Linked DNA regions of Homo sapiens: regions 1 and 2 are each linked to region 3. Evidence: read pairs that join two places in POLR2A ChIA-PET (ENCODE). Cell type or tissue: K562. All regions are shown on one strand. Each heading gives the region's core, and the rest is flanking DNA. Links, peaks and the distances in the headings are about the cores only. Region 1 holds the start of SNORA80B (small nucleolar RNA, H/ACA box 80B). Region 2 overlaps HPCAL1 (hippocalcin like 1). Region 3 overlaps KLF11 (KLF transcription factor 11).

Region 1 (9,537 bases), core at 9-5,008, 390 kb before region 3:
GAGACAGCCCTAAGGTTTGCAGAAAAGGCTGATTGTGCTGTTTGCGAAGTCGAAATAATTGGTGAAAGTGTAGAAGGCAGAACCTCTCAGGAATGTCTGGGGAGGACAAAGAATGTGTTGGCTGACTTTGTTTAAACATAAAATTGGGCAGACTTTAATTGATTTGTGAAATTTTTTTCAAAGTTTGTTTGAATTAGCCCCTATCTCTTCTAACATTATCCTCTTGTGCTAATTGATTGACCATTTTAAATAACTTAGCTGTTACAGAAAGACCGAAAGGTGTTCTTCAGTAAAATATATTCAAGTAAGTTACTTAAGTAACGCCTTAAAAGATACAGAAAAGCAAAAAAGTATTGGCGTATTAAAAAGAAATCAAAACTTTCCAAGTTTAGGCCTGAACATTGCCTTAAAAATATTTAATAAGGCCTCAAATGACCCAGTCCGAGACTGCATGAGCCTATTTATTATTAAATTGTAAATATTCTTCATATAAACAAAAATATATAACCATGTCTGTAACAAAAATGGTTTTGCTAGCGTTGTTACTCTCTTCCCTTCTCCGAGGGGTGATTTAGGCAACTTCGGAGGTTGACAATGCCAAGCAGTCACAATAGATAGAGCTTTAAAGCAAATTCTATGCATGGGTTTGGATTTATGACAGGCCCGTCACCCTGGGCCTGTCATAGTACCCCATGCCAGAGCAAACTGTGTCCCCGAACCATTGCCTGGCCTCTGTGCCCGTAGGCTGCTGGCACTGAAGTGGGTTGCACAGTGGAAAAGAAGAAAGCTCTACCTGGCAGAAATTTTTAAAGGTTAAAATAAATAATTTTAAGAAAGCTGGTTCACAAGGTGCCACATTTGATGAAAGCAAAATACAGTGGCTTTTATTGTTACTAGAGTGATGTTCTTGCTTGTTTTTCTTTTTTGGTGAAGTTAGCCCCAAATTATTCTCATAGCTAAGCAAATACGAGAGTGACTGTAAGGACAGTTGGCATTCCCGGAATTGCTAAACTTGGTAGGCAACGCTGGTTTAAGAATACTGAGTTCTAGCCGGGCGTGGTGGCTCACGCCTGTAATCCCAACACTTTGGGAGGCTGAGGCAGGCGGATCACCTGAGGTCGGGAGTTGGAGACCAGCCTGACTAACATGGAGAAACGCCATCTCCACTAAAAATATAAAATTAGCCAGGCCCCGGGTGTGGTGGCACATGCCGGTAATCCCAGCTACTCGGGAGACTGAGGCAGGAGAATCGCTTGAACCCAGGAGGCGGAGGTTGAGGTGAGCCGAGATCATGCCATTGCACTCCAGCCTGGGCAACAAGAGTAAAACTCTGTCTCAAAAAAAAAAAAAAAAAATACTGAATTCTGATCAGGTAACAGCAACTGTAATACAATGTGATAAGTTGACTTGAAGATTACAGTTTTTAAGAAGTATATACCCAGCTAATACATGAAAATTAACTCGTAAAATCTCAAATGCTCCAGACATTTCCATGATGCCTGTTGGTCAGTAAAAATCATTCTAAGACTTAGTGGAAGTAGGAAATGTTTGTATGGCTGTGTATAAAGGCTATAATGTAATCCCAGCACTTTGGAAGACCGAGGCGGGTGGATCACCTGGGGTCAGGAGTTTGAGACCCACCTGGACAACGTGGTGAAATCCTGTCTCTACTAAAAACACAAAAATTAGCCGGGCATGGTGGCAGGCGCCTGTAATCCCAGCTGCTGGGGAGGCTGAGGCAGGAGAATCGCTTGAACCCGGGAGGCAGAGGTTGCAGTGAGCCAAGATTGCACCGCTGCACTCCAGCCTGGGTGACAGCGTGAGACTCTGTCTCAAAAAAAATAAAAAAGTCTATAATGCTATTTTAAGTTTCTAAGGAACTGAAACTGCTCTGAAATAAATCAGACCATTATAAGACTTTTTTCCATATCAGTGAGCTAAGTGCAGATAAGCTTCTGAAACTTGCATGCTAGATTTTTTTGGTACAAATATTTGAAATGCTTAGTGTGCTGCCTTGGAAAAACCTGGTATTTTTTGTTGTGTCCTTATACTGCCAAGGTTTATGGAATCATGTACCTTATGCCTAGTAATAATTAGGATGACCAGGCCAGTGAGTGGTTCATATCCGGGGCATGATTAGCTCTGCGTGTGCTCAGCCAGTGCCCCATCTTCAACTCGATGTGTTCCTAAGGTAGACAGCAAATTCCCTATTTTATTTCTCAGATTGTCACTGCTGTTCCAAGGGCACACGCAGAGGGATTTGGAATTCCTGGAGAGTTGCCTTTGTGAGAAGCTGGAAATATTTCTTTCAATTCCATCTCTTAGTTTTCCATGTAAGTATTCAGTTTACATTTATGTTGCAGGTTAATCTTAAGAATTGTATTGCTAAGGCTTCTAAGTGAATTTCTCCACTCTATTTGCATTTTGTTGCATTTCAGAGGAACATCAAGAAATCATGAACAACTTTGGTAATGAAGAGTTTGACTGCCACTTCCTCGATGAAGGTTTTACTGCCAAGGACATTCTGGACCAGAAAATTAATGAAGTTTCTTCTTCTGTAAGTATATGAGGCCCATGCTGGCAGTGCAGCTGAGAGTGCCAGGCAAGTGGAAAACTTTGGCAAGGTCTAAGGAAGAGCAATGAGGCTTACATGTCTTGTTATGGAATGTAGAAATTAATTCACTGGTGGTAAATTAATAGTGATAATGGTGATACTCATATCAGTGGCTAGACTCAAAAGAGCAGGATTCATTGTGACTGATGGGAATGAAGGTCGCTGGCTATTGGTGTGGTGTGTGGTGAGGCTGCTAGTGAGTCACCTGTGACCACTCTTGTTTCAGGATGATAAGGATGCCTTCTATGTGGCAGACCTGGGAGACATTCTAAAGAAACATCTGAGGTGGTTAAAAGCTCTCCCTCGTGTCACCCCCTTTTATGCAGTCAAATGTAATGATAGCAAAGCCATCGTGAAGACCCTTGCTGCTACCGGGACAGGATTTGACTGTGCTAGCAAGGTAAGCGATAGCAGCAGGCCTCAAAAGCGTTGTATAAAATGGGCCTGGTATTCCCCACGAGGCAGATACAAGTTGTGTTTTTTGGGCAATAAATGCTCACTAAAGGCAAATGGGGCGGGGGGGTACATGACAACTTCCCATGCTTTTCTGTTTATTCCACGTGTTAAGCCACATATGGATAGCATGACACCACTCTTCTTTTTCAGACTGAAATACAGTTGGTGCAGAGTCTGGGGGTGCCTCCAGAGAGGATTATCTATGCAAATCCTTGTAAACAAGTATCTCAAATTAAGTATGCTGCTAATAATGGAGTCCAGATGATGACTTTTGATAGTGAAGTTGAGTTGATGAAAGTTGCCAGAGCACATCCCAAAGCAAAGTGAGTTATTCCCCCATCTGAGGGCAAGATCGGGAGCATAAGATATGTGGATTCTTATCAAACAAACTTAAATTTCTGATTATTATATTTCTATACTTTAGTAGAAAGTAGTTGAAACCCCCATTGAGTCATGAAGCCTGGGACTCAAACTACAGAATATATCAGCGACAGTATTTAGAACAGGATTGTTTTTATTTTAATTGTGGCTATAAGTGAACATCTATCATGAGACATTTGCTGCACTTTCCTTGCTTGTAGGTTGGTTTTGCGGATTGCCACTGATGATTCCAAAGCAGTCTGTCGTCTCAGTGTGAAATTCGGTGCCACGCTCAGAACCAGCAGGCTCCTTTTGGAACGGGCGAAAGAGCTAAATATCGATGTTGTTGGTGTCAGGTGAGATTTTGGTGGGATAGCTAGAGGTCAAGACATTGAACAGTTTGAGTTTTACAGGCTTTCTCCTAGTGTTTGCTATTATTTTAAGAAATACTAAGACACAGTGTCTCGTCTCTTTATTTTACCCCAGCTTCCATGTAGGAAGCGGCTGTACCGATCCTGAGACCTTCGTGCAGGCAATCTCTGATGCCCGCTGTGTTTTTGACATGGGGGTGAGTATACGTGACCCTGTTAGGGAAGGGCGGGACACAACTGACAATAACTAGTCTTAATTCTAGAGTTAACTTTTTATGGCAGTTGGTTCTGTATTACATGGGTTTCAGCCTATCTGCTGCATACATTTTTGTTATTAGCTGTGGATCTGGCTGACTTATTTTCTTGATTCTAGGCTGAGGTTGGTTTCAGCATGTATCTGCTTGATATTGGCGGTGGCTTTCCTGGATCTGAGGATGTGAAACTTAAATTTGAAGAGGTAATTTAGAACAAAACTGTAATACTCAGTAGCCGTTCTAATAAATTCCTTTTTGGAATATTTCAAAATTTAAGTGTCTTAACTAATACCACAATGGGCTGAAGTGTCTTGGTGTGATATTTTGAGTGATTTCTTTGTGCTGTCTGACATTACACTTGATACCATTTGGTTTTCTAAAGTGTGAATCAGCTTTCCCAGAAGTCTTGGATAATTGGTTACATTGGAAATCATGGCTCACACCTGTAATCCAGCACTTGGGGAGGCCAAGGTGGTAGGATCACTTGAGCCCAGGAGTTTGAGACCAGCCTGGGCAACACAGTGAGACCCCATCTCTACAAAAAAAATTTTAAAATTAGCCTGGTGTGGTGGCGGGCACCTGTAATCCCAGCTACTTGGAAGGCTGAGGTGGGAGGATCACTTGAGCCCAGGAGGTTGAGGCTGCAGTGAGCCATGATCATGCCACTGCACTCAGCCTGGGCTACAGAGTGAGACCCTGTCTCAAAAAAAAAAAAGAAAAAGCATGTTGCTGTGGGCTTCCTAGAGAATATGCTGACTGTAGCACATCATCACCCCAAATGTGCTTTGCTAGACCTATGCTTCCTCTCCTTAAAATACTTGAAATGTTTAGTCACTTAGGAAGTTAAGCCATTATATTGGTGCTTGAATTTATAAAATATATCCACATGGTTTGTTAAAATCATGACGTAGGCAGAATAGGATTTTTATCCTGTTGGCATGTATTTGTTAAAATGTTTTGACATCTTGATGCCTTCCTAGGTAGTAGTTAGTTGCGTACTGTTCTTTGATAAAAATCATACCCATAACATCCTAAAGGAGATAGGGTGCCTGGAGGGGAATGAAAACGAGCCACCTGGGATATGTAGCCTGGTTTTCAGGGAGATGTTGATGTTTTTTTGCTTTTGTTACTTTAATGATAAACCTGTCTGTTGATGCCTGGTCTCATGATGTCATGTCACAAGGCCCTGTGATGTTACTCCCCCATGTGAATTTCCCACAATGAAGGCTGCTCTTTCTTTTCTGTTTCACTCTCTTAGATCACCGGCGTAATCAACCCAGCGTTGGACAAATACTTTCCGTCAGACTCTGGAGTGAGAATCATAGCTGAGCCCGGCAGATACTATGTTGCATCAGCTTTCACGCTTGCAGTTAATATCATTGCCAAGAAAATTGTATTAAAGGAACAGACGGGCTCTGATGGTATGTATAAAGGACGAATCACTTCATGTATAACTGAAAGCTGATGCAAAAAGTCATTAAGATTGTTGATCTGCCTTTCTAGACGAAGATGAGTCGAGTGAGCAGACCTTTATGTATTATGTGAATGATGGCGTCTATGGATCATTTAATTGCATACTCTATGACCACGCACATGTAAAGCCCCTTCTGCAAAAGGTAATTTCTGAGCATACTGTATAAAACAATTAAGAGGACTGGTCACAACACGTGTAATTAAGTAGTACTTCCTCTCTCCGTCTCTTTATATAGAGACCTAAACCAGATGAGAAGTATTATTCATCCAGCATATGGGGACCAACATGTGATGGCCTCGATCGGATTGTTGAGCGCTGTGACCTGCCTGAAATGCATGTGGGTGATTGGATGCTCTTTGAAAACATGGGCGCTTACACTGTTGCTGCTGCCTCTACGTTCAATGGCTTCCAGAGGCCGACGATCTACTATGTGATGTCAGGGCCTGCGTGGTAAGTAAGCCATGCATGTTGATGGTGCTGCCAAGAATAGGCACCTTCTTGGATGTGTGCTTCTTGTCTAGACGAATAAGAAATTGTCTTGCCTAAGATTAAATATATATGGATATTTTTCCTAAGAAAAGTTTTAGAAAAGACTGATGAGTGTATTTCTATGTAATTGGAATATATTTAAGTTCATGCCATGTGTCTTGTGGTTTCCTTATTACCAAAACGGTGACTGAAGAAACGCTTGCTTTAGAAATACATTGAATTGGCCAGGTGTGCTGGCTCACACCTGAAATCACAACACATTGGGAGGCCAAGGCAGAAGGATCACTTGAGCCCAGGAGTTCGAGCCTGGGCAACATAGTGAGACCCTGTCTCTACAAAAAATTAAAAAATTAGTTGGCCATGGTAGTGGGCGCCTGTAGTCCCAGCTGCTTGGCTAAGGTGAGAGGTTTGCTTGAGCCTGGGAGGTTGAGGCTGCGGTGAGCTATGATAGCACCATTGTATTCCAGCCTGAGTAACAGAGAAAGACCCTGTCTCAGAAAAAAAAAAAATACATTGAATTGTTTCCTGATGGGAAGTAAATACTCTCATGCCCAGTTAGGAGTGAGTCAGGGTTTTTAATATGCCACTTTTTCTTTCTCAGGCAACTCATGCAGCAATTCCAGAACCCCGACTTCCCACCCGAAGTAGAGGAACAGGATGCCAGCACCCTGCCTGTGTCTTGTGCCTGGGAGAGTGGGATGAAACGCCACAGAGCAGCCTGTGCTTCGGCTAGTATTAATGTGTAGATAGCACTCTGGTAGCTGTTAACTGCAAGTTTAGCTTGAATTAAGGGATTTGGGGGGACCATGTAACTTAATTACTGCTAGTTTTGAAATGTCTTTGTAAGAGTAGGGTCGCCATGATGCAGCCATATGGAAGACTAGGATATGGGTCACACTTATCTGTGTTCCTATGGAAACTATTTGAATATTTGTTTTATATGGATTTTTATTCACTCTTCAGACACGCTACTCAAGAGTGCCCCTCAGCTGCTGAACAAGCATTTGTAGCTTGTACAATGGCAGAATGGGCCAAAAGCTTAGTGTTGTGACCTGTTTTTAAAATAAAGTATCTTGAAATAATTAGGCATTGGGACGTTTTTATGGTGTGTTCATTCCAGACAGTTCACGAATCCCGTATAGCTCGCTCTGATTCTCAGAGAACAATGAGTGGGTCCACCCACACACAGGTAGGAGGACAGGTGAGACGGAAGCCCCATCCTCCCATGTGGACGGTGCACATCTGCTCAGCCCACCCCACATGTCCAGAGTTGGCTGCAAACTCCTTGTCCAGAGCCTCTGGTGGTGGGACCTACTTAAGTCTGACGGACCTGTCCTGTCCAGGCCAGTGCCCAGGGAAGGTGTGGGAGGCCCTTTGAGCCTGGCCTGCAGAGACCATCCGTGTCCCCTCCCACCTTCATGCCTGTGAGAAGTTAGGAATGTATACGGTACCACATTTGGCAGTCAGCTTATTTTAATAAATTCAGCAACAGCAAGTCCCTACCATGTTGTGTATCTTCACCATCTTGTCTGACCATGACCACTGGCCTTGTGTGTTCTTTTACTCAACGTGTACCCCCGCTCTCCCCCAAAGTGTGGCAGGCTCTCATGCTCCTTAACCCCCATTGTGGCAATGTCTTACGGGTAACGCTGGAGCTGCAGGAGGAGGGAAGGACACGTCAGAGCCACCAGGCAGTGGGAGCATCTTGGAGTCCCCACCAGCCTCATGAGGGGGACAGGAAGAGAGCAAATGTGTAGGGAGGAAGGCTGTGGCTCCTCCCGGGGTGGGAAGGTCAAGCCGATGCTGTCACCCATTTACCAAAGCTGAAGAGAGTGACTTCCTTTCTCAAAAGCATCACCTTCCCCTGAACCCTGAGTCCAGAGAAGCCAGGAGCCCTCATGTGGCTGCCGAGTTAGCTCAGGGCTTGGCTTATCACCAACTCTGGTCTCCCTGGGCCAGGGTTGCCAAAACATGAAAGATTTTTTCAGGAGCCAGAGGTTGGTTCTGACTGGAGGGGGAGGGCGGGAAGGAGTGCTGTAGTCCACAGCCCTACCTTCCGGGAGCCTGAGAAGTAGGATGCTGGTGTGTTTGGGTAACTCTGAGCTCCCCAACAAGGGCAGTTCCCTGGGATCCGGGACCCACTATGTTAAGAGAGTTGGCACTGAGTATGTACTGTGTGCCAAGAAATTTGAGCTAGACACCAAGCCTAGAATCTTGGTAAATTAGGTCTTCCATCTTAAAAAGGAAGAAATTCCCGAGATCGCTTAGTGGCAGTGGTGAGCTTGGACTGAAAAGGGGGGTATTCCACTCAAAATCAACTAAGGCTTTGGAAACAATGCTCTTTCAGCCAGTTAGGGAAAATGTAATCCAACAACGGTCAGTAGTGCCAGTGGGGACAGAAACAGCCGCAGGTAATCCCGTGCTACACGTGAGTGGCCCCTGAAACCTCGCTTCTGACCACAGCTTGGCGTAGCCACTTACAGGCCCCAACAAAGCCAGACTTGGGTCTGTGAAATGATGTGGCCAGGCTTGATCAAGTGATCTTCCTTGGCCCTTGTACATGGGAGCAGGCAGGCGAATTTGGCAGGAGAGACCAGAGAACGAGGACAGCCAGACGGTAGCCGGGGCTGTGTCGACACCAGGCACCGTCCTCCAGGAGGCTTAAGTCCTGCTTTGCATTTGGGTATCTCCACGTCATTTTTAAAGATGGTGCTGTCTGGTCGTGCACAGATACTGGGCATTTCTAGACTCGTGACTTGAAGTGAATACAGCTCCACCAAGACCACTTGTGAATTTCTTCCTGGCGTGCTGGCCCCCGGGAGAGGGGATTCAGGGGAATTGAACTATTGGGCAAAGGTAAAGGCAGCCAGAGTGCATTAGAATCACTTAGGGTGCTTCTTAAAAATACTCATTATTGCCCCCTGACCACTTTCCCCAGACTCTGGGGATGGAGTAGTGTTGGAGCAACTGGAGAACCATCTGGAAGACATAAAAGTATCCCCAACTCCTGCTCCAAAATACATTCCAGATAGATGAAAGTTTTAAATATAACAGATTAGACCATAAACCTACTGGAAACAAAGTCAAAAGGCAAGGGACCAACGGCTACAATGCCCGTGAAAAGGACTAATTTTCTTCATATTAAAAACAACAAATCAATAAAGTAACTATGCAATAGAAAGTGGGCAAGGCATAAACTTGGCTCACAGTAAAGTTTTTTTTTTTTTGGTAGGCAGAGTCTCACTCTCACCCAGGCTGGAATGCAGTGGCACCATCTCAGCTCACTGTAACCTCTGTCTCCCGGGTTCAAACGATTCTTCTGCCTCAGCCCCCTGAGTAGCTAGGACTACAGGTGCATGCCACCACACCGGGCTAATTTTTGTATTTGTAGTAGAGACGGTTTCACCATGTTGGCCAGGCTGGCCTTGAACTCCTGGTCTCAAGTGATCCACCCGTCTCTGCCTCCCAAAGTGCAGGGATTATAAGCATGAGCCACCACGCCCAGCCAACAGTAAACTT
Region 2 (10,425 bases), core at 2,457-7,456, 370 kb before region 3:
CACGGTCACACCATGCCCACACACCACCACACATGCAAACACACCACACACCTCGACATCACACACAAAGTCACACCATCCCCACACCATTCCCACACACCCAAACACACCACACACATCCACAGCACACACTAAGACCACATGCCCCAGCCACACACACACCCAAGACAACACACAGACGCACACACACACACCTAGTGGATGAGCCCGCTCGAGCCCGGAGGGCCTGGCTGCAGCTGGAAGAGGCCGTGGGCAGGTGGCTCCAGGGCGGGCCAGGGTCTGCCTTCCCGTGAACTGCAGGAGGCAGGTGGCCCCTTCAGGTCGGGGCCCCATGGTACAGTCACACAGCCCGCTGGGAAGAGCCGGAGGAGCTGAGGCCTTCCAGGGGCCCTCCAGGGGCTGCCGCCCCGCCCGCCCCCGCTGGCCTCAGTCACCCCTCCTCCCGAGCTCCCTCCCACCCTCCCCAGCCTCCTGCCCCAGGCAGGCTGTACCCGCCCCCGCAGCTCCTGCGCCCCGGCAGTGCCCTGCTGTGCCATGCCCCGCGCTGGCCCTGGGGAGGTGTTTGCTGGATAAACAGCTGCCCCCCGGGGCCCAGGCCGCAGTGCTCCTTCGCCACCGTGTCTCCAGCATCACCCCTTCTCCTCTGAGACCTCTTCCCAGGCCACAGTAAGGGAGCCCCAAGCCAAGGAGAGGGCGTGCCCAGCTTAAAGGAAACTGACCTTGGCCCTGCCCTACCCCGCCCCACTCTGGGCCGGGATACATCGCTGCCGACCCGGAGCCGGAGCCCAGGACCAGCGGGCACCAGGCCCCTGCGCCGCAGTGGCGGGGTCAGAGCGGCAGGACTGGGTGGCTGGTGACAGGTGGGACTAGCGCGGGACCACTTGCCTCTCGAGCCGAGCCCCGCCCCTGCCCCACAGCTCCATTTTCTTCTTGTTCCTTTCAGGGCTGCCAGGCTGCCCCAAGCCGGAGTCTGTTCCCCGACGGCCGAGGCTCCCGCTGGCTGGCAGCTCCCCAGGCGTGTGGGTTTGATTCCCAACGGCGCCCAGCCCAGGGCAAGGCGGCTGGGGGAAGGCCACGCCACGGATGAACCCAAGGCCGAACTCCTGTTTTTCTAAATACCTTTTCCGGGGCCCACGAGGTCCCTCTCAGAAGCCTGAAGGTCCTGTGGGTTCTGTCTCCTCTTGGGGGGCTGTGATCCTAACTGGACCCCCGTTTTGGGTCCCTGCTCATGCGCACCCCTGATCTCAAGAGGCAGATAGAAGATCTAATGACGTACCTGCCTAAGCCCGGCAAGGAGGGGAGGGTTCCATTCGGAGTCCAGTGCCCCGCCCTGAGAAACGGGCGCTCAGGAGGGCGCCCCTCAGGCAGTGGTGGGGAGGCGCGCCCCCTTCTCCACTAGGGCGTGACCTGGCACGGGGTGGGGAGGGAGTCAGGCCTGGGTGCCACAAATACAGTGCGTTTAAGTCTTGTTCAGGGACCCAGGGAGAAACTCCTTCATTTCTCTAGACACCAGGGGCCCTGAAGGAGGCCGCTGGCAAGGAAACATGGACCCGGCTCCAGCCCAGCTACTGGAAGACCTTTCTGGAATCGGGAGAAGACGCACCTCGGACTTGGGAGCTGATCCTTCTTTCAATTCCTGATTCTGCCACCTCTTGCTAAGGATTTCAGGCTAGTTACTTAACTTCTCTTAAACCAGCATTATCAATCTGTATAATGTGGTAGTGATACCACATTGCAGGGTTGATGGGAGGGTTAAATTAGACGTTTAAAGTTTTAAACAGTGTCTGTACGTGGAAACCCTTGATAAATGGGAGCTAATGTTTTGCTAGCTCAATGCTGGTTCCCACGCGGGAGGCCAGTCTACCCAAGCAGAAAATGCCTGGGGCTGTATTAATTAAGGCCTAAGGTTCAGAGTAAGGGAGGTGACAGTCTTGCCCTACTAGGGGTTCATCGTGGCCTGACTAGATGAACTGTCTTGGGACTAACACCTCATACTGCCACCCTTCCCTCCACACTCCAGGGCTTCCTTCCTTCGAGTCTAAACATTTTCCTGTCTCAGGAGTTGTTCCCATTACCCTGTATTTACTCAGTGAGCATGGGACACCATGCAGTGAGTGTCAGGACAGCTGGTGGATGGGACCATGGAGCCACCGGAGCCATTTTCCAGAGTTTCTGTTGAGTCCACCCACATAAGCCTTGCTTATGCAGGTACATGATTAGATCTTCTATCTGTCTATAGGATAAGGGACACTTGTATGCAACTCCCAAGGAACTTTAACAACTTGGAGTGCCCGTGCAGGATGGCAAAGGGTCTGGGATCCCCTGGGGCAAGGAGAAGGCAGGACAAGAGAGAAGCTTGCAGAAGGAGGTGGTTGGAGGAAGAGGAAGCAGGCCCAGGGCCAGTACTGCAAATTACCAGGGAAGGACAGGTGGAGACACTTTCTTTCTTTTTTTTTTTTTTTTTGAGACAGAGTCTCTGTCACCCAGGCTACAGTGCAGTGGCACCGTCTCGGCTCACTGCAACCTCCGACTTCTGGGTTTACGCCATTCTCCTGCCTCAGCCTCCTGAGTAGCTGGGACTACAGGCGCCCACCACCATGCCCGGCTAATTTTTTATATTTTTAGTAGAGACGGGGTTTCACCGTGTTAGCCAGAATGGTCTCGATTTCCTGACCTCATGATCCACCCGCTTTGGCCTCCCAAAGTGCTGTGATTACAGGCGTGAGCCACCGCACCCAGCCGAGACACTTTCTAACAACCCGCCCTGAAAGATCCTGATCCCGGACAAAGGAAGAGACTGAGGAGGCCTCCTGCTGGGTGGGTGGCATGGACGACAGTTTTGGGTTCACTTCTGGGTTCTTTCCTCCTCTGATAGGCTGGGCTTCTTGGCACAGGGACACCATCTTTGGGGTTCAATTCCCTGCCTTCCCAGAGAGCACTGGACTCCTGGACAAATCATACTGGCTTCTGTGAGCTCCTTGTAGGGCAGGGTCCACTAGGATCCCCATATCTACCTCCTCCATATCTGAGCAGAGGTGGTTATAATGGTTAATTTTATGTGTCAACATGACTGGGCCAGGGGGTACCCAGACATTTGGGCAAACCGATTATTTTGGGTGTGCCTGTGAGGGTGCTTTTGGATGAATTTGACATTGGAACTGGTGACCAATGGGGGAACCAGGTGGGGTAAAGCAGATCCCCCTCCCCAATGTGGGGGTCCTCATCCACTCAGCTGAAGGCCTGAATAGGACAAAAGCCTGAGAATTTGTTCTTTGCCTCACAGTCTTGAGCTGGGACATTGGCCTCCTCCTCCCTTAAGATTCAGACTGGAACTACACCATTAGCTCTCCTGGGTCCCCAGCTTGCTGACCTCTGTCTACAGGGGACAGGGCTGCTTGTCTCCTTGGGACCTCTCAGCCTCCATAATCACGTATAAGCCAATTCCTTATGATAAATACATCTATCTAACCATCCATTCGCCTACCCATTCATCCATCCATCCATCCATCCATCCATCCATCCATCCACCCACCCGCCCACCCATCCATGCATCCACCCTCCCATCCAACCAATCACCCACCCATCCATACATACATACATCCACCCACCTGCCCACCCATCCACCCATCCATCCAGCCACCCACCCACCAACCCATCCATGCATCTACCCACCCACCCAACCATTCACCCATCCATCCATCCATCCATCCACCCACCCACCCACCCACCCATGCATGCATCCACCCACCCACCCAACCATTCACCCACCCATCCACCCATCCATCCATCCACCCACCCACCCAACCATCCATCCACCCATCCATCCATCCATCCAGCCACCCATTCATCCATCAACCGATCCACCTAGGGACCCATCCACCCACCCACCCATCCACCCATACTCCCATCCATCCATCTACCCACCGACCCATCCATCGACCCACCCATCCACCTATCGATCCACCCACCGACCCACCCATTCACCAACCCATCCACCCAGCCATCCATCCACCCATCCATGCATCCACCTGTCTATGCATCCACCCACCCATCCATTCACCCACCCATCCCCTCACCCACTCATCCATACATCCATCCATCCATCCATCCACCCACCCACCCACCCATCCATCCACCCACCCCTCCCATCCATGCATGTCTCCTATCAGTTCTGTTCCTGGAGAACCCTGACTAATGTAGTGGTCACTCCCATCTGTTTCTGTTGGACTCTGTCCCCATCATAAGTGAGCCCTCCCCACAACAAGCACTCTTGATTTAACCTTTGCCAGTCCCAGTTAAATGTTTATAAAATTCAAGCCGTTCACTGGCTGTTCTTCCAGGTGAGGCAGTGTTGCCAAAGGCACCGTCTTGCCTCTTTGTAGCAAGCTAGATCTGCCCAGGGCACCTGGCCTCCATCTCGCACCCCACCTGGTTCCCCCATCAAGGCTTGGTGGCTCTGGGTGCATGGAGAGTTTTACTATGAAATAGCTCTAGCAGTGCCATTGACTCAGAAGGCACTTGGCAAACAGACTCACCATTTCTATTAAAAGAGACATGGAGTCTTAAAAAATATTAAAATGACTAAAATCAACAAATTAGCTGCTGTTGCTGAAGGCCTGCTGGGAGGCAGGTTCCAAGCCATGCGCTTTGCATATGTGACCTTGAGCCACCCAGCTCCCCCCATCCCCTACAGTGAAGACACTGAGGCACAGAGGAGCCGACAGCAGCAGGCAGGTGGGCAGACGCCGTAGTGCCCGTCCTGGTAATAGAACCTCCATTCCACTCACCCCTTCCCAACCCTATGCCCTCTGGGGGAGGCAGATGCCACCTTGGCCAAGGGCCATCTTGACCAGCGTAAGCCAGCCGTGGCCATGACATGGTCATCTTGTGAACACAGGCCATGGTTTCAGCCATGAGATGTGGGGCTGGTGGGGACGGGGTGGTGGGCAGATTCTGGAGGGTTTTCCTGTCCCTCAGTGGGAGGACAGAGGCTTCTCTCCCTGCCTCTTGATGCTCCCATGTCAGCTGTACTGCCCAGAACCACAACAGCAGTTGTAGGCACCCCAGGAAGACAAGCCTGAGGTGAAAAGCTGACTGTGATTAGGAGGCGCAGTGCTGTTCACCCGAGGTCCCAGCTACTCAGGAGGCTGATGCGAAAGGATTGCTGGAGCCCAGGAGGTTGAGGCCAGCCTGGGCAACATAGAGAGACACTCTCTCTTAAAAAAAGAAAAAAAAAAAGACAAGCTGATGCCTGGGGATCCCCAGCGATGCTGCCTTTGGATCCCTTGGCAGGCGAGACCAACCAACCCCCACTTCTTCAGCTGGGCCTTCTGCTGCTGGGACCAGAAGCACTGACGGCAGCGGCGAAGGCTGGATGGAGAACCAGGCCTGCCACCTCTGGGTCCAGCCTGACTGCACCCTTGGCTATGCCCGTCCTCTCTTGGAATGTGGCTTTCCTACGACCTGAAACCGTGGAAGGAGAAGGAGAGGGAAGGGCTGGGGGGAGGCAGAAGCCTGACCGTCAGATCTGCCAAGAACAGTCATCGTTTATTTCCACGAGTATTTCTTGGCATTAGGCAGATATTGAAGAACAGGCTGTGCAAGATTTATAAACGCGGGGACAGCTGGAGGGACGTAAGAGGGGCCGGATTTACCAACAGCGGTGGCACGCAGCACACCCGCCTTGCCTGGAGAGTGCAGGGGCCACGGCCTGAGGAATGGGGGCTCCCGCGGGCAGACGCAAAACTCAGAAAATGCCATTTATTTTATCATTTTAATACCGGAAATGCCAGACCAATCAACAGGGAGGACAGACCAGACACAAATGCCTGTGCTCACAACACGGATGGGAGGATCATCACGGCTCAGGGCACACATGCATTTCCTTAGAAACAGGCAGACAAAGAGAGCATAAATACCACACAACAGCCAGGCTCAGGGGGCTGCGGGCCACAGAGGGCTGCGCTTCAAAGGCAGTCAGAGGCATTAAATACGGGACCTACACAATACACTCCACTTCACCATACATAATTTATATATTAAAAGAAAGGGGACCACAGTATCTATACGTGCAAGCGGCTGTGGTGGAGAAAATGAACGGGGGGGCAGCCATGCACGGGAGGGGCTCCCTGTATACCCTCCCGACGCCTCGTCCCCACCCTTCCCACAGAGTCACTTGGGATCACAAAACGCATGGGCCGGCCGGGGCGCAGCCTCGGGAGGTCCTGCCTGGTCTCCTCGGCATGGACCTCTGAGCTCCCCGTGAGCCGGGAGGTGCCTGGAACCAAGAACACTTGAACCCTGCATGTCACCACATCCCTGGGAGTTGCCCTGGAAGGGACCGGGCCAGGCGTGAGGGGAGGAATGTCGCGTTGGTCAGGTGGAGGAGGGAGGCGCAGCCACCGGGCTGGGCAGGTGCAACGCATGCCCCAGGCCCGGGGCCCGGGAGAGCAGGAACGATTGCGGGGCATCCACTCTTGCAAGCAAAGCTTAAACGGCACGACAAGCCTGTGTTTCTCTGCAACTGTCCAGGGGCCGCTCGCTCAGAACTGACTGGCACTGCTGGGGTCGCACTGCAGCAGGCGGACGATGGAGGGGTCGCTCTTGGCACCTCTGATGAATTCTTCCAAGGACAGTTTGCCTGCAGGGGACCAGAGACAATGGGATTAGCCAGTGCTCACTGTTCTTTATGCTTCCAGAGAGGATGGGGACAGCTCTCAGGTCAGGTATGCTCCCTTTGTTGAAAGTCCTGAGCCTTCTTGAAGCTGGACGGTGTCTAGTCTCCATTCACTTTACAGGCATTTCTGAAAAAAAATCCTTTTTCCTTTCCCTGCTCCCTGCAATACATCAGGTACCTCAAAGGGCTTACCCAGCAAGCTCAGCAGGACGTGGCTGATGAGGGCCATTTAAATCCTTTTAGAAATCACCCCACACTTCGCTTATTAAGGAACGTGTACACTGTGCAGAAAAATGAAGCATTTGCCTCTAACCCATACAGAATCCAGGCTGAGAAGGCCATGCTGGTTGGGGGCCCCCGGAAGCACGGTCCGGATCCTCCCTGGCATCAGCGTAGACCCGCTGCTCAGGCTTGGGGTACCAAACTCATGCTCTGTACTGTTTTGGCCCCATGCGGTGAGAGGAAAACCTAGAAAAAGATTGGTCGTGCTAAGGAATCAGCTGCCCCCTCATCCTCCGCATCCAATGCTGGTGACAACATATTCCCTCTCCCAGGACACAGACTCGGTGACTCCACACTGGGCTGAGTGGCCTCTGGAGGCTCGTGGCCTAGGGCAGGGCTCCGTAAGGCTGATCGGCTGAGCTGGGTGGGGTGAGGTTTTCTGACCCTCCGCTCCCCATCCCATAACCGCTGTCAATGAGCTCACACTGTGGTCACTATAGCCCTGGCTCTGCTAGTCCACAAGCAGGATAGGCTGTAAGGATTCTGCCCGTTCAGACATGGCCTCAAGGGCAGGAGGCGGTCCCTCTGGCTCCAGCTGGTGGGGAAGGATGAGGTTTGAGGTTGGCTGCGTCCTGGCGGCCTGGTCCTGGGGCAGCCCCTCCATGTGTCTGTTTGAGGCTCTGTGCTGTCAGCTGGAATCACTAGGGCACCCTGCAAAATGTCTGTGCAGGCAACACAGACGCATGCAGCCAGGCCCAGCACAGGGGAAGGCATGCAGGAGGGGCTCTCGGCTCTGGCGCATGGCAAGCCACCAACGTTTCCAGGTCTCAGGATCTTCGTCTCGAAGGTGGGATAATGGGAACACCCATCTCAAAGGCACCTGGGAGGATGCATTTGAGGACTCAGACCAGCACCAGGACGGAGGATGCCCCTGCACAGTAGGGCCCTGCTGGGAATTCAGCCCCTCCAGCCCACTGGCAGGCAGGGACACCTGTCCTCATGGGACTCTGGCCCAGGCTTGGGCAGGCTGGCTTCTTCCAGGGCACGAACTTGATGCCTCTGGGGCCTGGGCAGCCTGCTGGCCCCAAGAGAGCCCAAACAATGCCCGGGCTAAGGGGTGGGTAGGGAGAGGGAGGGACAGCCAGGCCCTCAGCAGACAGTCCCCAGGAACCTCTGCCAATGGAGAGAGTGGCTCCCCACCCTCCACCTCTGACCACTCAGGGCAGCCAGCTGTGTGGTCATCTCCTTGGCTAGGTGTGGGGCCTCAGAGTCCACGGCCCCAGCCTCCCCACTTCCAGTTCCTGACCCCAGGCCCTCCTGTCTCAGGCCGAGAGAGAGCAGGCCAGCCCAGATGGACCTCCAGTCAGGAGAACCAGAGCTGCCCCAGGACGACTCTGAGGGCTGCTGAGATGCTGGGAGCTTCCGAAGGTTCCACTGGCTCCTCCTGATGGAGGGCAGGGCAGGCGAGGGGGTTGCTGAGCACAGCCTGTCCCACATGTGCGGCCTGACAAGCTGAGGAGAGGGTGGCTTTAATGATACTTGTGTCCTGGAGAAACCCATCAGCCCAGCCTAGAGGCCTGGAGCAGCCAGGCACCTTCCAGGGTGGCCAGGGAAGTTGGGGCAAACTCCAGGGCACCATCACTCCTGAGCAGTCCCCGGAGGAGCTTTGAGGGCCGAGGACCACTCCCTGAACTGACTCTGGCCCCTGGCTGCAGCCCCACCTTCCTGGTATCACTCTTCCCTCCTTGCCCCAAGCTCCAGGGACAGGCGGGTCCCCTGGGCTCACAGGAGGAAGTGCTCCATCCCAGCAGGCACATTAGCAACGACCATGCCATCCAAATTCCCAACCAACCTAGAAGATGCCCTCTGAAGAGGTGGGCAGGGCCAAGCCAGGAGGCAGATTCGGGCAGCGAGTGACCATGGGTGGCTTCCCCAGGGACACTGTGAAGTTGGGAACAACAGCCATTATTTGTGGAGTGCAAGCCCTGCTAAAAGCTTTAAGGCATCATCTCGCTGAAACCTCACAACCCCATGGGACCGGATTCACCATCCCCACGAGGAGCGGACAGCCTCAGGAGAGCGGCAGCAGGTGCCCTGCTAGGCTGGAGGGTGGAACACACATTTCCCATCAGCCCAAAGGCAACGCCAGGCACCAGGCAGCCTTGTTTTCTGTGTGTGTGTGTTTTGAAACTGTGACCTGGCTGCCTGGAATGCTCTTTGCTGCTTACAGCTCCCCCACATCCCGTCTCCCGCTGGGGCCATGCTTAACTCACCCGAGGGCTGCACTCCAGACTTCGCAGAGCAGCTTCTTGGGCATTAGCTTATCGTTTAATCCCCAGCACAACCCAGGGAGTATTTCCTCTTTATTTTTTTGAGATGGAGTCTCACTCTATCGCCCAGGCTGGAGTGCAGTGGTGCGATCTCGGCTCACTGCAAGCTCTGCCTCCCGGGTTCACACCATTCTCCTGCCTCAGCCTCCCGAGTAGCTGGGACTACAGGCGCCCGCCACCACGCCTGGCTAATTTTTTTGTATTTTTAGCAGAGACGGGGTTTCACCGTGTTAGCCAGGATGGTCTCGATCTCCTGACCTCGTGATCTGCCCACCTCGGCCTCCCAAAGTGCTGGGATTACAGGCGTGAGCCACTGCGCCCAGCCTGTATTTTCTCTTCTTAAGGTCGTGTTTCTTTATTGCTCAAAAGCAAAGCAAACCTGGTGCTGTGGCTGCTCTTGACAAAGCCGGCAAGAAGAGCAGAATGGGAGGGCCGCACAGCCGCCCTCACCTCACAGCCAATGCAGAGGAGGGCACTCGAGGCACAGCCCTGTCACCACTGCTGCCACCCACCATCGTGAGACTTGCACTTCTGCAGTGGGGCTGAGTCTCCACAGAGCTGCTGTAGGTGGACAAGGTGGCAGCGTACATCCTGACAGTTCCCCTTGGACACTGGGGCCATCTGGGCAGCTTCTTCTCTCAGGATGGCAGCAAGAGAGGCATGGCCAGCACCCCAGGACCCCAACATCTGGGATCCTTTGATCTCAACCCCTCCAGGTTCAGGGCCACCAGCATGCTTGCCTCCCTGCCCCTAAACATTGTACCCACGGGAATATGGGTATGCCCGATTCTATAAGTGGGGAGACAGTGGCTCAGAGAGGCCACAACATGCCCAGCATCACAAAGCTGCACAGAGGAGCCAGGATACAGCACGGGTGTCCCTGACTGCATCCCGCTCTTCCCTGGGCATGGCAGGCGCCAGGCAGGTGGCGGGCGGGGGTGGCCCTCAGGAGACCAAGAAGCTGCAGAGGGGAGGGGGTGCCCCAAACCACATGGTTTTGCCCCTACCGTGGCGTACACATGCAGCCCCGCCCCCACCCCGCACTACCGTCATTGTTGGTGTCCATCTGCCTGAAGATCTTGTCTGTGCGCTTCTCCGGGGTGGACTCATCCTCCGGCATCTTCATCACAGACGACACCATCTTGTAGATGGCCTGCGGATGGGGGCAATGACACTGTGCTCAGAGGCCCGGGGGCT
Region 3 (10,425 bases), core at 3,265-8,264:
CAGCTGCTGCTGAAATTCACTTACTGTTCATTCTGCAAATGCTTGTTGAGTACCCACTGTAAGCCAGGCCTTGGGCCAGACACATTACGGTATTGGTGAGAGAGGTTACTCCTCCCCATTTTCCTAGTGAGTAAACTGAGATCCAAGGCAGTATTTCCCCAGGTTGGAGAGGCGGCAGATTCTAGAAAATTCTAGACCCAGCCAGGCGCAGTGGCTCATACCTATAATCCCAGCACTTTGGGAGGCTGAGGTGGGCAGATCACCTGAGGTCAAGAGTTCAAGAGCAGCCTGGCCAACATGGTGAAACCCCATCTCTACTAAAAATACATAAAAATTAGTCGGGAGTGGTGGCACGTGCCTGTATTCCCAGGTACTTGGGAGGCTGAGACAGGAGAATCCCTTGCACCCATGATGGGGAGGTTGCAATGAGCCGAGATCGCAGAGTGCGCCACTGCACTCCAGCCTGGGTGACAGAGCAAAACTCCATCTCAAAAAAAAAAGAAAAAAAGAGAAAATTCTAGACCCAGTAGAATAACACAAATGTTCTTGCCTCATTTAACATGTGGGTTTCTGAGGCCCAATTACAATGGATTTGTTCTCTCTGGAGAAGCGTATTGGTTTCTTTTCTTGGAGTGATTTTCCTTGGAAAGGTCTTTTTCTTTTAAGAAATTTGTGACTTTCAGCCTGGGTAACATAGGGAGACCTCGTCTCCACAAAAGTACCAAAATTAGCCAGGCGTGGTGGCACATGCCTGGGGTCCCAGCTGCTCAGGAGACTGAGGTGGGAGGATGGCTTGAGCCTGAGAAGTGGAGGATATGGTGAGCCGTGATCCTGCCACTGCATTTCAGCCTGGGTGACAAAGCAAGATCCTGTCTAAAAAAAAAAAAAGCATGACTTTAGGAGTCCCTGCTGATGGAAAACCTGACAGTAAATGAGAATTTAAACAAAAATTCATTTCTTGACTCCCTCAAGAGTGGTGAGACTTCCCAAGAATCCCTTTAGGATCAATTTTTCCCTTTTATCTGTGTGCCCCCACCCAAGCAGGGGAAAGAAAGAGCTTATGGCCCCACCTGGCTCTCTAAGCCCCACAAATTGCCCCACGGTGTTGGTGGAGTGTTGCCAGGCAGACAGGGCAGGGGTGGCTGTGGAGCCCAGTGGAGCCTGACCTCTCACAGACCCAGGACTGCCTACCGTCCTACTCACCCTAGCCCCAGGGCTGCCCGTCAGCTTCCCTTGCGCCAGTCCCTGCTCTCCTTTCTCCCCAAGATTCCACCTACAGGGCATGTCGGGTGCTGAGTGAGACAGGACGAGTGAGGAGAATGGCTGTGTGAATCTGGACAGCCACCTCCCCCAGGGCTCAGCTTCACATCCACAGGCAAGCAGGGGGCTGCCTGGTGAGCCCAGAGGGGCTTTTATTCCTGTGGGGGTCCCCAGGTCCAGAAGTGCTGCTTGGGATTCCTGTTGGCCAGGAGATCCTGTTGCCCTTGAGGGTGTCTGGGCGTCCCGTGCCCATTTCTCTTCTTCCCAACAATCCTCAGGGGAGGTGAGCCCAGGAGGATGGTGGGAAACAGGAAGGGCAGTGGCCGGGTCTCTCCTCTGTACTGGGTGCTTTGCTGGTCCCTTACTCTGCCTTTTTGTTTGTTTGTTTGGTTGGTTGGTTTTTCTTTTTTGAGATAGGGTCTTGTTCTGTCGTCCAGGCTGGAGTGCAGTGGTGCAATTTCAGCTCATTGCAAACTCCACTTCCCAGGCTCAAGTGATTCTCCAGCCTCAGCCTCCTGAGTAGCTGGGACTACAGGCGCATGCCACCATGTCCGGCTAATTTTTGTACTCTTTGTAGAGATGGGGTTTCACCATGTTGGCCAGGCTGGTCTCGAACTCCTGAGCTCAAAGCAATCCACCTGCCTCGGCCTCCCAAAGTGCTGGGGATTATAGGCATGAGCCACTGCGCCGGGCCAGGCATGAGCCACTGCGAAACTAACAGCATCGCAGCGACTTCTGTTGAGTGCTTCCTTAGTGCCCAGCTCTGTGGTAGACACACCGCAGATGGCGCCTGGTCCAGCCCTCAGGCTGGACTCGTGGAGTAGCTGCTGGGTTTTATCCACAGGGGCGTGAGGCCTGGTACATGCCTTGCCCACAGCCACACAGCGACTGCGTGGCAGAGCCAGGTGAGATCTGCCTGGCTCCAGAACGTCTGCATTTCCACTGTGTCTCAGGGCTGCAAGGAACACATATTGCCTTCAGTGCTTTCACAGACAGGCAGTGTGCCAAGAGCCCTGCAGGCGTCAACAGTGACCACGCAGCTGTTTCTGCGCACTGGCCGCGGGCAGTGCTAATAAGTATAGTCCCTGGAGCCAGCTGGTCAATAGGGGCATGACGTCTCCGGGACAGGGGAGGAGTGTGTCCCCTGGACGCCTGGAGGCCCTCTGCTAGATGCCGATCCTTCCTGGGGGATGAAGTCAAGTGGCTGTGCCAGGAGCCCAGCTCTTGCCCTGAGTTCCCAGAGAGCCAGACGGGGACCCGGAGGCTGTGCTCTGAGCATCAGTGGGAGTAGTCAGAGGGACATTTAAGTCCATCCAGCCCAGCCCCCCAAGCTCGCAGAGGGGGAACCAGGCCGGGAAATGGGGGGCGGCTAGCCCTAATGTCTGGCAAGTGGCAAAGCAGTTGGCGGTGTTCCCATTGCCCAGAGTCCCTGGCTGGCCACTGGGAGGGCAGCATCCAACACCTGGCTGTGGGCAGCTGGCCTGCCTCTCCTGGACCCTGTCAGCTGCAGACCTGCACACCCCCTTCCGAGGCAGCATCTCCAGGAGGCAGCACCCAGCCTGACCGAGGCTTCATGCCCTGCCCTGGGCTCCCGGGACTGCCTCCTGCAAAGGTCTGCACATTTCGACACAACCGTGGCAGGTCCGGGGGCAGTCAGCACCACCCAGGTGTCCACACAAAGTCCAGAAGGTCTGGGAGAGCAGGACAAGCCAGCAGGGTCCAGGCTGGCGCAGCCGCTTTCTGGAACCCAGGCAGCAGGAGCAGGAGCTCTGGTCTCGGTCCCTCTCAGCTGGGCTGCCAGGTGGGCTGAGGGACTGGCGGGATCCTGAACGTGTGGTTCCCCACAATGAGCAGCTCCTGTGAGACCCCAGAGGGTACAAGCACGGACCGATGTCGGCAAGCAGCCAACATGACAGTAATTCCCTTTTATTTTTTATTTATTTTTTTTGAGACAGAGTCTTACTTTGTCACTCAGGCTGGAGTGCAGAGGCTCATTCTTGGCTCACTGCAACCTCCACTTCCTGGGTTCAAGCCATTCTGCCTCAGCCTCCTGAGTAGCTGGGATTATAGGCACCCGTCACCCCACCCGGATAATTTTTGTATTTTTAGTAGAGATGAGATTTCACCACGTTGGCCAGGCTGGTCTCGAATTCCTGACCTCAAGTGATCTGCCCACCTGGGCCTCCCAAAGTGCTAGGATTGCAGGCATGAGCCACTGCGCCTGGCCGTGATTCCCATTGATTAAGGCTGTGGTGTGCTCGATTCCACATCACATGCTGCCCATGCATTATCTTATGCTTCAGAACGACTCATGAATAAAGTTACGTGCTTGAGAAAAAACACCGAGGCTCGGAGACACACTGGCCTTGCCTGAGGCGCGCGGGTGAGCCGCAGAGCTGGGATTCAAGCTCGGTCTTCCCACCCCAGAGCCCGTCCTCCCTCAACCAGGGCAGGTGCTGGCTTCCACTCTGCGAGGGCTCAGCGTTGTGGGAGATGAAGCGGACGCAGTAGAAGCCTGCTGGTGGATATGTGCTGGGCGAGAGCGCCACAGGGTGTCCCAGGGCAAAGACTTCGGTTTGGGTTTCAGGATGGGCCCACTAGGAGCCATTGTGGTGGCCAGGGGAAATGAGTGTGAACGCACCATCCTGCCTCCTGACAGCCCTGTCCCATTTCTGACCCACAGAGCCCCAGGCAGCGGTCGCAAGAAGCCCGAGAGGCCGGCAGCCATCTCCTACGACCACTCGGAAGAGGGGCTGATGGCGAGCATCGAGCGGGAGTACTGCCGCTGAGGACAGCATGCTCCACCCCCGCCAGGCCTCGGAGGCACCTGCTGGCTGGGGCACCCTCTGCTTGCACAGAGCTCTAGCAGGAGCTGAACCACCTCCAAAACGCAGTCACTCCCGGATATTCAAAGCTGCCCTTTCAAATCCACTTTCAGACCGCGCTGACCTGGGCCAGCCACTGGCGGTCATGGTTGCTGGTGGGGGCGATTAGCTGTGTAGACCCACAGGTGCGTGGGCCTGGGCCGCCGGCGCCTCCTCCCCAACGCGGGGAGCCTGCCCAGTTCTTCTGGAGCCTGAAATGCGTGCCCCTCTTGGTTGCCCGCTCTCCACAGTGGGGAGGGCTCACGAGGACTAGGTGACACAAGCGAGCCCCTCCTGGCATCCGCGCCACAACACTTCCGGAAGGTTCTGCTGTGGAAGGTGCACCCGCGCTGCTCCCTCAGTCTCGGGCCCATCTCTCCAGGGGTGGCCGGGTCAGCTTAGTGCTTCTCAACTTTAACTCCCTAATGAGCAGCCTGGGGGTGCTGTTGACTTGCAGGGCCTGAGGTTCTGTACGTCTAACCAGCTCCCAGCCCAGGCCCGAGCTCCGAAGCCCCAACTGCACTTTGAGGAGCGAGAACCCCAGCTCTGATCTGCCTTGCAGTGGGAGGTAGAGCTCGTCACTGCCTCTCTGGGCCTCAGTTTCCCTCTCTGGAAAATCAGCTCTGGCAGCTCTTGGAGGCCCTCCCCAGCTCTGACAATCTGGAACTGCTGCCACTGCTGGTCCCCTGCCCCAGGCACAGCAGTGCCTTCCCTGCGGGGAGCCAGCGCCCAGGTCCAACCGGGAGAGGGTCTGCCTGATACTGGCTTTCCAGTTCTCCCTCTCACAGGCAGCCTGGCCAGTGCCTGCGGGGCTTTTAAATTCTCTTCCTGCCTGGGTGGAAGGTGGGAAACCACAGCAGTGAGGCAGGAAGAGCCTTGGAATGTTCCTGGTTGACAGATGGGAAAACTGACCTGCCCAGGACGCCCTGGGAACAGGGGGCGGAGCTCCGGCTAGAGGGGACTCCTGTGTGGGCGGGCAGGTCTGGAGCCTGGGCCCAGGTGTGGCCTGCTGGGGGACAGCTCCGGGGGAGAGCTGTGGGGAGAACAGCGGTCTAGGGAGGCAGGAGGCAGGCGGCAGGCTCCTCCCCAGCAGCCTGCAGGGCATCAGGACAGAGGGGGAAGGAGGAGACAGAAGGGAAAGAAGGAGATAGAGGGGGAAGGAGGAAACAGCGCGGCTTCTGCTGAAGCCAGTACAAGCCTGGTTATCTGGCTTGACCCGCCCACACGGAGGCCTCCCCAGCGTTTTCTTTTTCCCGAGAAGAGCTCCAGCTCGCAGGTCCTTAGAACACAGCAGAGCAGGAGCATCTCAGGAACCAACGGCCAGCTCCTTGGCGCTGTCCCCAGCCCCACAGGCCTGCTGCGGCCATCCGCAAACGGGCATTTCCTTGAACTTTTGAGAGTGCCTTTGACCAGCTGTTCGCAGCTGGGAAACTCCAACTTTTGAAGTCAGAGCTTGGAGCGGCCCCCGCAAGGGCGTGGCTCAAACCCTCCCCAGAGCTGGGAGCCATTGCTTATGCAAGCCCGTTTCTTTTGATGTAAAGATGGAAGTCGTTACTATATTTTAATAATGCAAATACATCTTTTAAAATAAGTTAACATTTCTTACCACCAGATGGATCAGGCTTTGAATTTAAACATGTAAATGTTTGTAATTTTATGTCATTTTGTTAAAATGGGACGCTTTCAATTGGTTTCCAAGAAAGATGATACCTCTGCATTTTCTGGTGGAAAAGGTGTAATACCCTTAATGAGATCAAAGTGTTAGGGGAAAAAAATTCCAAAAGTAGTTACAAGCTATATCAATGTCAAAGTAAATGCACTTCATCAAAGCTAAGAAGTCACAGGAATTGTTCTCAGGTTTTTAAAAAAATTTTTCCTGAATTCAGGAAGTGTCTTCTGAATAGCAGCTAGCCAAATAAAGCGGTGTGTGTGTACTGCAGCTGTAGGTGAACTTAAAAATAATAATAAAAAGAACAAATAAAGCAGTGTGTACCAGCCGCTGAGCCGGCCCTGTCTCTGTCCTGTGAGACGGAGGGGCTGTGCCTGGAAGTAGAGGGGTGGGCGTTGCTGCAGCCTGCAGCCCGGCCCGAGTCTGTCCCAGTGCCTCCTGTGTGCCTGGCACCTCCTCAGGCATCTTCCTGGCTGCCCCATGTTGCAGCTGAGCCTCAGCGTCCTGCTAGAACTGCGTGTGGGATTTGCTCACTGCCAGGATGGGACTGTGGCTGGAATGGAGGCAGAAAGAAACACATCTCAAAGGCAAAAATGACGCACGTTGTTGTCTGGAAAAATCTTAAGTGACCACAAATGTGTCTCCCGGTTTCTTTTTTAGTTTTCTTGAGACAGAGTCTCACTCTATTGCCCAGGCTGGAGTGCAGTGGCGCGATCTCAGCTCCCTGCACCCTCCGCCTCCCAGGTTCAAGCAATTCTCCTGCCTCAGCCTCCCGAGTAGCTGGGATTACAGGCATGCGCCACCACACCTGGCTAATTTTTTTGTATTTTTAGTAGAGACGGGAGGGTTCACCATATTGGCCAGGCTGGTCTCGAACTCCTGACCTTGTGATCCGCCCGCCTCTGCCTCCCAAAGTGTTGGGAATACAGGCGTGAGGCACCACACCCGGCCATGTGTCTCTGGTTTCTGTAGTATGAGAGTTCCTCGAAGATGCTACAAAGCCGCAGGAACTGAGGAAACACTGTCCACCCCTGGCTCTGAGAAATGCTGGGTGTGTTTTCTTAGGGAAGGAGCAGAGTCCTGCTGTTGCCCTCCTCCTGACATGTGTGTTCCCAAGTCTCTCTTCACCGGCCCGTGGGCTCCTAGCCTCACCCAGGAAGGGACCTCCTCCCTCGGCTGCTGTTGGCTCAGGTTCCCTGCGCCTCCCTGAGACAGCCCTTTCTAAGACACTTTCCTCTGCTGTTCCAAAGACCTAGGGCCACTTGTCCCCACTCACCCACGTTGCCTGGACACCTGCTGCTGACATTGATTGGTGGATCCGTGAGAGCATTCTCTGTTCCCAGCAGTGGGGCACGCTCGTGCACGTGTGAGCACATGGGAGAGCATAAGGCTGTCGAAGTGTAGCCAAGCACCTCACGGAAGAGAGAATCCGTGGCTTTTTTTTTTTTTTTTTCCTTTTTCCTTTCTGGCAATAATGAGGCAGGAGAAAAGTCTTGTCAGTTGCCACGAGAGGGATAATCACACTTGCGGCTCTAATACTTCCCTCTAGAAGGAGGCTCCGTAATCAGACCTTTTGTGTGGTGAGGGTCTGGACCCCCTGGGGACAAATCGGACTTTCTGAGGTGGGCAGGGGCTGTGTTTTCTGAGGACATATGGCAGCCTTTAGTTTTAAGAGTTGGGAAGGAAAAGAAGGAACAGTGAAGCCTGTGGCTCCATGATGTACTTTGCAATCCTGGGCCAGGGGTGGAAGGAAATAATGGAAGACTTCCAAGCACTTCTTCCAGAGTAGCTGGAAAACCACTTTCAATTCTACCTCTTTGCAGCCACCCCCTGGCACAGGAAGGGCACGAGCACTGACGGCCACAGGGTCACCCGGCACACTACTGGGTCTGTCTGGACCAGACCCACTGCCAGAGTGGCCACTTCACATGTTGGCTTTTTGAGACAGCGTCTTGCTCTGTTGCCCAGGCTAGGGTGCAGTGGTATGATCATAGCTCACAGCCGCCTCGAATTCCTGGGCTCAAGGAATCCTCCTGCCTCAACTCCCCAAAGTGCTGGGATTAGAGGTGTGAGCCACCATACTCAGCTCGCTTCACACATTTTTTTTCAGAAAGAACCCTCCAAAGAACCCAAAGAAACAGAATAAAACTCCAGAAAACAAAGAGGAGAGTTTAGTTTGAGCCAATACACAATGAATTTTATAGATTCTTCCAAAAAGTCTCTAGGTATACTTAGGCCACCAGGTACAGTTAAATGACACAGGACACACATCCAATGTAAAATCAAGTTTTATATGATTCAAAGAGAAAAGTTACATTACACATGCTCGTTTAAATAATGTCAAAGTCTGTTACATAAAACATAATTATGAAACATTTTAAGTCTTATCATTCAAACTACTTAAAAGGCTCAAAGTCACAAAAGATCAAGCAAAACTGCCCAGGCAATAAAGTGCACGAGGGGAGCCCACCTCTCCAGCGGCCGTCAGCACCCAGAGCCGCCAGCTGAGGGCTCCATGCCGAATCCATACACAAGGTTTGTGGTTCTCAGAAGAGTTTTCAGACAGGAACTGTTTCCAACTTAAAATCTTTCAACAGACAAATGGAGGTGGAAGGGGGATGGTTTACACAAAGTATTTCCAAATGTAATCAGGAAATGGAAGTGTAAATTAAAACCGTTTTCAACATGTATCTCCTCTTTAGAAATATCACTGCTTGGAGAATGTTGTGACAAGCAACCAAATACTCAAAAGACCTTATCCACCAGAATACTGGCAGGACTCACATTACTTTGCATGTCATAATTAAGAAAAATATCCAAATTTGATGCCATTTATAGTGTGTACAGTCAAAAATGTGTATGCTGATTTTGATGAGCAGGAGAAAGGACTGGGTGGTGAGGAAACATGAACTATGCACAACATGAGACAACTGTGCTGTCTCACGAAGACACGACACTCACCTATGGAGTGTCCAGACTGAAAACCTCTGAATAACACACACATTTGTGTCAAGTAACAGCTGATACTAAGGGGCAAGTTAACAGGTATCAAGTCACACACAATGAATGACCAGGTGGAGATTTTATCAGACTACAAAGAACAAAACACAAAACCTAATTTTATTCAATATTCCACCTTACCATCATTTAAATAAAGGTAAATGCTGGTAATTAACATAGACAAAATTTAAATACATACTGCACAATAAAAAAAATTCCCAGGCTACCAAATTAGTGCAACATTCTGTATGTTCCTACATTTATTCCATTGCCTGAACTTCCAATGTTTAACAAAAACCAGTATCAGTGGCTTCTTGAACACAGGTGGCCACATTCTCTCGGTTATCTACGTGCTCATACAGTTGAAAAATATTGTCCATCTATTTTCTAGGTAGACTGTAAAACACACCATTCCAAGTAATTTTCTGTTTGGTCAAAACAATTTCCTTCAAACAAAATGAACAGAAAGGCAGTTGGGTAGTATTACTGCCATTTAGCGTAACTTGCATTTCCTTGTGTTTCTAGTATTTGGCAAACAAAGGAAGCGGAATCTTGGCACTGCCTGCCTTCACATGCATCTCGCCCCAGCTAAGCTGTGCTCTGGTGGAGTTTCATCCAACCAATACAGACATTTCCTTTTTTTCTGAGAAGTTACTCTACCCACAATATAGTACGGATAAGGCCACAGCAAAAGGAGTCAGAACTGACAATTGACAAAGCAGCTGGATTTGAGTGTTTCTTTTTTGGTGTTTTAGGTACAAACAAGAAACTGAATGGCTTGCTTTCAGCAGAGCCATGGCCAAGACTATTACAGACTAGATCCTGCAGCAAGTACTGGTCCCTGGGATCTGCCCAGTGGCTCATGTTACTCTCTGGGGTACATCCTTCATGACACACCATGGACACAGCTCACTAGTTCCAGTCAACCAAAATTTTAGTTCTTTGGTGACAGGAATGATTGCCTAGAATTTCCTTGAAAACGTTATGAAGAAGCTGACGGCAAAATTTATTTTTCCCTTTTAAGAGGTCCTTACTCAACCAGGTCCGATTCCAAAAAGATCTAAAAGGCCAGATAACTTGTGGTTTTTGTAGTGGAATAACATGTCCAGTTTACTAAAAGAAGGGCCATTAGGAAAAACTTTGTTATTAAACACTGAAAAGAAGGCTGCAAAATGATCTAGCTAGAAATTGGTGATTTGAGCACCAACAATATAAATATTTTTCTAAAAACCAGTATAAAAATTAGTACCCTGTCTTATTTCTACAAAACATCAATAGAAAAGGTTGTAAAAATCCAGATTTTGTAAACTTTATTGCCGAAATATTTGTTTGAATGCTGGTGATTCAGATTATCAAATTTTCTACCATTTCTTTAAAAAAAAAACCAAAACAAAAAAACTTCTGAAACTACAAAAGATACTGAACAGGGTCCCAAGTGGAAAAGAAAAGTTAACATACTTTCATCAAAACCAGCTCCCCGATCTTCCCCTAGGCCGCCAAGACCGTTTTTTTTGGGTGAGGCAGTGGGAGAGGAATCCATCAGTTCCATTCCTGGAAAGAGGCTTTTTAAAAATCCCATGAGTGATGTCCTAATGGACCTTTCAGGCAGAGGCTGGCATGCTCACCAGTGGG

What was found. ChIA-PET counts read pairs that join two places held together with the same protein. Peaks named below come from ENCODE experiments on the same cell type or tissue, not always from the same donor. Only the 100,000 strongest peaks of a DNase experiment are listed, where the experiment ranks them.
Region 1: POLR2A ChIA-PET joins it to region 3 with 5 read pairs; 12 of 35 experiments call an interaction of 5 or more read pairs at or near these places.
Region 2: POLR2A ChIA-PET joins it to region 3 with 5 read pairs; 4 of 35 experiments call an interaction of 5 or more read pairs at or near these places.

Annotation. Positions count from the first base shown.
Region 1 is chr2:10,437,951-10,447,487 of GRCh38, reverse strand. It overlaps ODC1 (ornithine decarboxylase 1), which reads left to right. Exons shown (of 12, transcript NM_002539.3): 2 at 2,224-2,333; 3 at 2,439-2,557; 4 at 2,841-3,014; 5 at 3,221-3,393; 6 at 3,652-3,786; 7 at 3,917-3,998; 8 at 4,175-4,258; 9 at 5,314-5,476; 10 at 5,559-5,671; 11 at 5,765-5,979; 12 at 6,620-7,520. The coding sequence starts at 2,456. The coding sequence ends at 6,764. It overlaps SNORA80B (small nucleolar RNA, H/ACA box 80B), which reads left to right and starts at 639; the gene lies at 639-774. RefSeq lists a silencer at 995-1,224. In K562, for the core only: no CTCF peak of the experiment used is centred there; no DNase peak of the experiment used is centred there; H3K4me3 peaks cover 1,763 bases.
Region 2 is chr2:10,422,939-10,433,363 of GRCh38, reverse strand. HPCAL1 (hippocalcin like 1) reads right to left here. Exons shown (of 5, transcript NM_002149.4): 4 at 10,276-10,381; 5 at 5,760-6,640. The coding sequence ends at 6,543. It overlaps LOC124907732 (a long non-coding RNA gene), which reads left to right and starts at 551. Exons shown (of 2, transcript XR_007086214.1): 1 at 551-666; 2 at 1,507-1,778. RefSeq lists a silencer at 440-499 and enhancers at 1-745, 7,789-8,601. In K562, for the core only: no CTCF peak of the experiment used is centred there; no DNase peak of the experiment used is centred there.
Region 3 is chr2:10,052,477-10,062,901 of GRCh38, reverse strand. KLF11 (KLF transcription factor 11) reads right to left here. Exons shown (of 4, transcript NM_003597.5): 4 at 8,066-10,425. The coding sequence ends at 10,395. CYS1 (cystin 1) reads left to right here. Exons shown (of 3, transcript NM_001037160.3): 3 at 3,944-6,429. The coding sequence ends at 4,049. Among named protein-coding and RNA genes, the nearest start is that of KLF11, 14 kb to the right of the region's middle. RefSeq lists enhancers at 844-1,704, 1,705-2,567, 3,426-4,368, 4,369-5,312. In K562, for the core only: a CTCF peak has its summit at 4,574; DNase peaks (open chromatin) are centred at 4,561, 5,261 and 5,601; H3K4me3 peaks cover 698 bases.